Regions from separate parts of the Mus musculus genome. Here region 1 is linked to region 2. The links are chromatin loops, found by intact Hi-C in ENCODE. Cell type or tissue: heart. All regions are shown on one strand. Links, peaks and the distances in the headings refer to the core of each region. The heading gives the core; the rest is flanking DNA.

What was found. Hi-C counts contacts between places; a loop is a spot of excess contacts. Peaks named below come from ENCODE experiments on the same cell type or tissue, not always from the same donor. Only the 100,000 strongest peaks of a DNase experiment are listed, where the experiment ranks them.
Region 1: it touches region 2 in a loop (2.5-fold over the local background); 1 of 42 quality-filtered maps calls a loop at or near these places.

The regions. Positions count from the first base shown.
Region 1 is chr15:76,229,234-76,233,616 of GRCm38, forward strand. Parp10 (poly (ADP-ribose) polymerase family, member 10) reads right to left here. Exons shown (of 11, transcript NM_001163575.1): 11 at 3,762-4,373. The coding sequence ends at 4,069. It also overlaps a transcript of Plec not described here. Among named protein-coding and RNA genes, the nearest start is that of Parp10, 12 kb to the right of the region's middle. In heart, for the core only: CTCF peaks have their summits at 1,773 (motif pointing right) and 3,887 (motif pointing left); DNase peaks (open chromatin) are centred at 318, 1,908, 3,288, 3,758 and 1 weaker place; H3K4me3 peaks cover 3,646 bases; H3K27ac peaks cover 1,966 bases; H3K27me3 peaks cover 2,131 bases.
Region 2 is chr15:76,080,282-76,084,654 of GRCm38, forward strand. It overlaps Puf60 (poly-U binding splicing factor 60), which reads right to left and starts at 665. Exons shown (of 12, transcript NM_028364.2): 1 at 569-665. The coding sequence starts at 592. Gm48952 (a long non-coding RNA gene) reads left to right here and starts at 2,245. Exons shown (of 2, transcript XR_003951572.1): 1 at 2,245-2,358; 2 at 3,345-4,373. In heart, for the core only: a CTCF peak has its summit at 2,317 (motif pointing right); DNase peaks (open chromatin) are centred at 350 and 670; H3K4me3 peaks cover 1,964 bases; H3K27ac peaks cover 3,004 bases.

The sequences.
Region 1 (4,383 bases), core at 75-4,074, 150 kb after region 2:
ATGACTGAGCTCTGTTGGGACAACGGTCGGGGACAGCAGCTGGGGACACGGCCGGCTGTCAGGCTGGCTAACCTGGAGGGGCCCGCGCTCCCGACAGGGCAGACAGGGGCCAGAGGCTCCGTACCTTTGTACTTCTCCCGCACCTCCTCGTAGGCCTGGATGAAATCCTGTTCGTCGGGTGGTGGGCCAGACGTCAGCAGATGGGCCATGCTGGCGGGAGAAGAACGCAACGGGCCGCCGCGCAAGGCCAGCCCTGGCGGCCGCTCTGCCCCCGCCGCCTCCGCGCGCACGGCTTAAAGAGGCCTCCCCCGCCCCGCCCCGCACCCAGGATGCCCCACGGGCGGGGCGGGGCCGGGCCAGCCAGCAGGCGACCTGCCCCGTAGCTGGACGCGCTGCCTGGCGCGCCCCTTCGCGGGAAGCTGAGCCTTGATCCCACACACATCCAGTTGCAAACACTTCCCTGCCGACTCGGGAACCAGAGGCGGCTGACAGGACTCGGTCTAAGGTGGCCGTTTCCTTTGGCCGGCTGCGACTTCTCCACCTCCTTCGCCCCGGGCCACTTCACCTGGCCACCGGAGTGAGGCCCTTCCTGCCTGGCTCCCTCCCTCCTTTCGCCGTTACTTAGAACTTCCTCCCTCCGTCCTAACAGTGGAGATACAGTTTTGGCATCGCCGAAATATAAGAGGCGCTTGAAACACGGGGGAAAGTCGCACATTAAAAAAAAGACAGAGTACACAATTGACAAAAGAAAATATCTTCGTAATTAAACAACAACAACAAAGTTCCTTTCTACCCGTCAGTCTCCCAGCATCGACACGCCTTCCTTTCCTGATTGGCTCTGCGCCGTTCCTGGAAACCTTAAACACCATATGAACCAGGAGCTCTGCGTCTAGAAACCAGTCCTTAGAAAATTACCAGACAGCACAAAGACAACATGTGGGGCTGGCTACAGCATAAAGGGCAGTAAACACAAAACCACCCAACCAGTAAAAAGGGCTTCTGGGGTACCCTGTCTCTACCCTCACCCCTGTCTTTAAAGGTCTGAGGTAGTGAAGGGTATTCAAAAGTCCACGTGGGAAAATAACCCATTTTATAAATCATCAATTGTGTGTGTGTGTCCTGCACATGCTCTCAGATCAGGAATAGTCTGGGGGGGGGATATGTCTTTTTTCTGTCCCCTTCCATTTCCACAAGCTACTGCTATGCTTCCACCAGCAAAGTTCCTGGAGACTGTACCATCTCCATGCTCACTCAGCACCTGGCCTTTCAACTCTCCAATCTACCCTTACCACCTCCTGCATTTCAAATGCCTCATCATCTCCTAGAGGACAGCGTCAGTGTTCCTTTCCCAGGGCATCCCACCCAATGGCCTCCAGCCTTACGGTGACCCACTTCTCAAAGGAACAGGCTGCCCTCCAGATAGCTACCCTCCAACTGCCTGCTGTCTCCCATGGTGCCTTTCGCCTTGTCTTTCCCATCCTTAGGGACTGGCAGCTCCTGAAAGGAACAGCTGGACTCTGGCTCACACGGAGGTTCTAGGGCTCTCACAGATTAAACATCTTCTCCTCTCCAGGTGGCAATGTGCTCCCACCCTGAGATGGCACACAAGACTGGAGAAGCGGTTTGACCTCAAGAGACCAAGAAATGATTCCAACTGGAGATGGGCACATGGACCCGTTTCCAGGAGACCACTGCTGAGCTGTTGCAACAAGAAGCCAGACGTCAGCTCTTTAAAAGTCCTCCAACCTCCTGCAGCTACCAAGGACGAGCCAGCAGGTGGAGCTGTGCTACCTGACCTCACCAGTTCAGAAAGAGCCCTCCCTCATAGCTGAACGATGGCCCCTGATGTCTTACCCAGTCAAACACAGGAACACACAGTACATAGAAGGTGTTTAACACCTGTGCTGATAAGGCAAGCTGGCCAGACCCTTTCCCATTACCTGCAATGCGGATGACGGCCCGCTCTGCAGGGTCCAAGACGCTCCCATTGCCCACAGAACCACCTCCACTTCGCCGACTTCTCTGTGTTTTCCCAAGGTTCCAGGGCAGTGTGTCCCCGGGGCTGGGTGAGCCACTGCTTCCATTGGAACTACCTTCAGCCACTGCCACTGGCCGGACCTCAGAATCCTCCCCTGACATGGCCTCCTGGAGGGAAAGTAAGAAGGAGTCACACTCTCACCTGTGGGGAAAGTTGATACTGTGCATTGACCCACCACCACCTCCTTAACCTGAACATTGATACTGAACTCCTATCTTGCTCATACACTGACCCTCTGATGCTCATCCCAGACTTTACTCCCATTCCTATCTATCCTCGCCTCCTCCAGCAAACACACTTGACCATCGTTCCTGTCTCTTAGTTACCCAAACGCTAACTATCCCCGCCCCCATCCCCAGCACAGGACACTGACTCCACCCTCCACCTGTCAAACTGGAGGAGAAGAGGGCACTACCTTCAAGCACACATTGATAGGACCCTGTCACTAGGACTAGAGCTTCCATTCCCTGCATTTCAGTCTTGGACTCCCTCTCCTCTGATCCTCCAATAGGCTGGTAATGAGGCCATCAACAAACACGGCTTATGTCCCTACTGTCCCATTCTTCAAGACCCTCAACCCCAGTCCGCGGTCACTGCATCTACCTCCAGGCTCAGTCTTTAGGACGCCCCATCACTCTTACCCCACCTCTAACCTACACAGTCCCACCTCTGTCTCTGCGATCTCTGCAGCAAAGGCCTATAAATAGCTGGAGCCGCAGCGGCGTGGGTTGCGGGAACTCGGATGCGGCAAGGCCCGGGGGAGCCCGGCAGCCGCTCTAGCAACCCACCAGCTTACTGCGTGCAGCCAAAGCGCACGCATCCCCACGCGTGCACACGCCCCAGCTCCCTGCTCCAAGAGCACTGGCGTGCGAAGAGGTGAATGGGGCTCTGTCTCAGCGGGGGTGGCATAGAGTGGGGGCACAATGTGGGCTCTGTGCCTCGCCCTCGGGCCAAGGGCTGAAAAAGAGTCAACGGTCCTCAAGCTGGTGCCTCTCTCGACCCCACTCCACCGCGGGGCCCTTCAGTGGCTGTCTCTGTTCCAGCCCCCAACCGAGCCTGCCTTCATCGCGGCGTTTTCTGCCCACACTCAAGCACCTCCCGTCCAGTTCCGCAATTTCCTGATCCCAGGGAGGTGTTGATCTCTGCATAGAGCAAGAGGGGCTGTGAAGCAGCACCTAATTCCGGGTGGTCTGAGGCCATCCACCCCTACCCGCCTTCCCCCCAAAACTCCCAACTCATCTGGAGCCTCTCCATACCCTCCCAGTTCTACGCTCCTGGTGGTTCCGCTTGCCTCCTCTCAGCCGCTGCAGCCAGACTCCTGGGGCCCAGGAGAACCGCGGAGGCAGCGCAGGCGGGGCTAATCCAGAGCCCCGCCCCGGTCCCACCAAGAGCTGCGCTGCCCGGGCGCCTCCGAAAACGAGCAAAGGATTCACGCGTGACCGGGCTACGTGCCAAGAGTACTGGACCCGGAGGTTGCAGAACCGGAGCCGAAGATATGACTAGATCAGGCGGCACTCACCGAGTGCGCACACCTTGGTGGGCGGTGAGTGAGGAGACAAGAGATGCTGCTGGCGATCGTGAGGTCGTAGGAGTGCACCGCGTCCAGACGCCTGGATCCACTGCCCACCGCCGCCCCCACCCTCCGTGAACAGCTGACCCGTCCCTAGCCACGTGGGTGGCCCCCACTCCCCAAACAGGTCGGATTCTGAGTTCCAGCCGGTCCTTCTAACTGGTTTCAAGTACAGGTTTATTCAAAGACAGAGAACCCCTCTAGGGCGCGGTCCAACCAAGACGGGTGTGTCTGGCGGTGCTCCCTCCTGCCGTGTTCTGCTGACCCCTGGCGGTCGAGCAGGCCAAGGAACCATTAGGTCTGGCCCTCCCCAGTCCACAGTCATCCTGTCTATCCAGCCAAAGACAGGAGTGCTCCCGTGGGCAGCTCTGACACTTAAGGACTTTGTAGAGCAGGGAACCAGAAGCTGGCCTCTTAGGTCAAATGTCCAGGAAAGAGATCCAAGAGACCAAGAGAGTTATCAGGGGGTACCCGGGAGTATGTTCTTGCAGGTGATTAGATGAGTCGGTAAAGCTTGGGTATCGTGAAAGATGACAAAGATTCTGGGCTGCTGAAGGCAGTCCACAGCGCTGTCGTAGCGAAGCACCTGACCGGAGACCCTCAAAGGAGGTGCCTTCAGACCGCGGGAACCCTGTCCATAGTCACCCGTCAGCACCTGTGCCACAAACACTGCCTTGTAGCCTTCTGCGTTGGGAGGCGAGTAGCGATCCAGTACCGACAGAGAGGCACGCTTGGCGAAGTACACGCCCTGTCCGTAGAGTGTGCCTACAGGGCA
Region 2 (4,373 bases), core at 1-4,000:
CCGAGGCAGGCACCGGCTGTCGGGTTCCCCACAGAGGCAGTGACAGAATGGCTGTTTGAAAGGTGTGGAGGGGAATGGGGGTTGGGAGAGATGCTCTTCCCCTCCTGCGTGTTAACGGAACGGGAAACCCTCGTCTCTGCACCATGGCGCAGAGCAAATGCTAACGGGTCCGCCCCTTCCGCGTCCCCAACACGGGGCGTAGCCGCGCGGGTCTGGAGCAGGCACCAGGACACCCTAATGCCACCGGACGCCTAGACAGTTGTCGCCCAGTCTCGGCAGACAGGACCGCCCCGCGGGGATCCAGCAGGGCAGCTCCGCGGCCGGCCCACCCCGCCCAGCTGCCGGAAACTGGAGTCCTCGAGCCGGAAGCTGCAGTCGAGCCCCAGCCGTGGCCGCAGCCGCGCGCTCCCGCTCCGCCTCCGCCCCGCGTGCCGGGGACCACGGTAAAGTCCGTACGAGGTCCGGGTCGGGCCGCTGCGCACCCAGGGTCCCCTCCGCACCCTGTCCCAGCCGACGACTCACTCCTCCGAGCTGAGGGCCGCCCCCTGGCCGCGAGGGACTCACTTACGAGAGCTATAGTCGCCGTCGCCATCTTGCGTCCGTCGCGGCCGCCGCGCGCGCCACAAGCATCAGCTCCCTCCGCAGTCTCGCGCGATCTGGGCGTCGGACGCGGAAATCTCGCGACGTACGGCATAGCTACGAGAGCGGAGACCGAAACGCATTTCCGGGGCGGAGCAGGCCGTTAATGTACCGGAGGAGGACGGGGCGGGCCGGGGTTTTGGAGTGGCGACCCGGAGAGCCCTCCCCTGGTCGGGGGGGGGGGGGGTCGACATTTTTGAGTCAGTTCCGTCTGCCTCTTTTCCTACCACCCTATTTTAGTTGAGTCCACTCGCTGAAAGCTCGTAGACTGCGGAGACAGAAGACAAAAAGACTGATGCATCGTCCTTTGCATTGTCCATCTAAAGTCAGGAATCCTCATTCATTTTGAAATATGGTCTCTTTCCTAGTGAGAAAATAGCCGTTGACACGAAGATGGCCCCCAAAAGATGGCTCCCCAGCCTGTCCTGTGGTTATTGTCCTGTGGGCATAAATGTGTACGTTAGTCCCCAAGTCCTGAGCTATGTGTAAATATGTAGTTCATCTGGGCTTTGTGGCCGTAAGGCTGCCTGCAAGGCACCAACCACATCTGTAAGCTCAGGCACCTTCAAACTCCACCGGATAGCCATTCTCGTTTTCCACCCCTCGGGTTTTCAGACTTTAATATAGAGATCTTTAGCAAAACATGGCAGAATATTTTCCTCCCCCTCGGTACCCCCTTTAAACAGGAAAAAGCTCTACTGAAAGCAAACCTAAGTGGGCAGAGAAGTGGAATGCTGGGGAGCCAGGGGAGGGCCTTAGCAGGCTGGTGTGTGATGCTTGTGTCTTGAATTCTCCGAAAATGTGCAGATAGTTTAAAAAAAAAAAAAAAAAAAGTAGGTGCCTCCAGACTTCTATCCCTAATACAGGTTACTAGTCGTTCTGGCTCTGCCAACAGTGCCTGGAGATTAGCTCCTCCTGGGAACGAAGCGCTGAGACCCAGCTTAGCATCTCACTCTTAAGCAAAAGTGGCCAGCCAGAATCACCAAGCAGAAGAGCATGAAAAGAAACCAAGACAACAAAGGAAATGGAAGATACCTAAAGATGTTGCATCCCCCAAACAAGAAAATAAAGATCATGAACTTAGATTTCCCCATTTAAAAAAGAGAAAAATTAAAACGGCCAGGTGTTGGTGGTGCACTCCTTTAATCCCAGCACTTGGGAGGCAGAGGCAGATTTCTGAGTTCGAGGCCAGCCTGGTCTACATAGTTCAGGACAGCCAGGGCTACACAGAGAAACTCTTGTCTGGAAAAACACCCCCCCCCCAAAAAAAAACAAAACAAAATCTGCAAATGAGCGATTCGATAAGTTGAAAAATAAAGTTGAGCTATGTGTGGTGGCATATACCTGTGATCCCAGCACTCCAGAGGCAGGGGCAAGGAGAAGCTCTGTGAATTGGAAGCCAACCTGGTCTACCTTTCCAAGTAGTTCCAAGCAACTGCCAAGACTACATAGAGAGATCCTGTCTCAAAACACAAAACAGAAAACCCATAAAGTTGAAAGTTTCAAGAAAACAAGCGATAATCACATTGGCCAATATTCTTCAAGAATTAGAATTAGATGGGCCCACTAGAGACTCTGAAAATACACACACACACACACACACACACACACACACACACACAGGATGTTGAGTGGGCTGGGTCTCACCACCACCACCAGGGGGAACCCCAGGCACCACCCTCTGATAGTGATGGACCTTGCTTTTCAGAAAAATCTTTGGTAAGCTGATAAAAACTCTGAAATGTTGAATCTGTCTTCTCTAGAACTAGCCAGAGATCAGACTGCATGATGACAGTATTTGGCTGCTTTAGGTATCTTGTGAGTCAAAAGTGAAGAGTCAATGGTTTTTAACAAGCACTGCTTCTGAGTGCCTGTTCCAAGCATGGGCAAGGTGGATCTCTGTGAGTTGGAGGCCCTGCTGGTCTACCTTTCCACTGAGTTCCAAGCAAATTCCAAGATAGTCATGACTATATAGGGAGATCCTGTCTCAGAAAAAAAAAAAAAAAAAAAAAAAAAAAAAGATCAGGTTGGCCTTAAACTTTCAGATCCACCTGTCTCTGCCTCCAGTGTGATTCTATGTACCCCTGCCAGCAGCTGATGGAACAGATGCGGAGACCCACAGCCAAACGGAGCCTAAAATTGGAGATTTGTAACCACAGAATCAGCTAAGCTGGCCTCACAGGGCCTATGCTAGCTCCTCTGCATAAATATTATGGTTGTTAGCTTGGTGTTTTATGGGACTCCTAACCATGGGAATGGGGGTGTCTCTGACTCTTTTGCCCGCTCTTGGGACCCCTTTTCACCTCCTGGGTTGCCTCATCCAGCCCTGATATGAGGGTTTGTCACATCTTGTTATGCTGTGTTGGGCTGAGATCCCTGGGCGGCCTGCTCTTATCTAAAGGAAAACAGGAGAGTGGGTGTGATGGGGGAGGGGGAGCTGGGAGGGGTGGAAGAGGAAACTGTGATTGAAAGCAAAACAAAATTAAATTAAAAAAAGAAAAGAAAAAAGTCTTCACTCTGCCCTTGAGCCCTCTCAGAGCAGCTAGCTCCTGCCCGTGCTTACCCATAACCACCTGGTAAACAAATGTAAAACAATAGAAAATACAAATTCAACATCTCAATAATTTATCTAGGAGACAGGAGAGAAATCAATGAACAATTCAAGAAAATGTCATCTTTTTCTTTTTTTTTTTTTTTTACTGTAGCAGGTCACTGATAATTTCCAAAACACTAGGCAAAGAAAGAATGAGGAGAAACAGAAGAGCTCTTACACAAAAGGTCAGAATTCCGAAGCATGGCAATTCCTGGAACTAGAAGAATGTAACATGACACCCTTAAGTCCTGAGGAGAGAATGCTTTCAGCTAAACAAACTTCTCACAGTTTCACACGTCTAAGATTCGAATAAGGATAAACAGGCAAAGATTCCATAATTTCTCATCCATTCTTCTCTGGGAAGCTTCAAGTGGGGGTAAGTGAAGAGGAATGCATGGGTCCCGGAGAGGAGAGAGAGGCATGCGGACAGATCCTGGTGCAGGGCAGCCCACACTGAGGACTGAACCACAACACAGGAAGAGGCAGCAGGCTCACTCAGTGGAGATCCAGCAAGAGAAGGGTAGTCAGTTGGGCTTGGTCCTAAATATTGAGAGGAGCCCACAGATGAATTAATGGCAAACAGAAAGTAAGGAGCAGAGCTGGGGAGTGGCTCAGCAGTTAAGGGGGACTTGCCACCAAGCCTGATAATCTGAGTTCAACCCCTTGAGCCCAAATGGTGGGAAGAAAAAAAAAAAAACTAACTCCTACAGGTACAGGTTGCTGTATGACCTCCTTGTAAGCTATGGCACACACCACAACCACCACCACACACACACACACACACACACACACACACACACACACCCCATTTAAAAGAACTAAAAAGGAAAATTATTAACTTCAGAGAAAACAAAAAATTGTGCAATACGGAAAATATAGTGTAGGACACGTTGTCCTCTGCTAAAACCTACGCTGATGGAACTGTAATACTCATCACCGATGCCCATCAAAGTGGGGTGATGCTGGGGCAGAGAGTGGGCAGGTGATTAGCCCTACAGACTGCCATGTGGGGGCACCATGGAAAAACCAGTAAACAGGACTAAAAGCGCGCTTGTGGGGGCACGGTGGCACATGCCTTTAATTCCAGCATCATGTGAAAGTGAAGCAAGCCTGGTCTATGTAGTGAGTTTCTGGCTGTGAT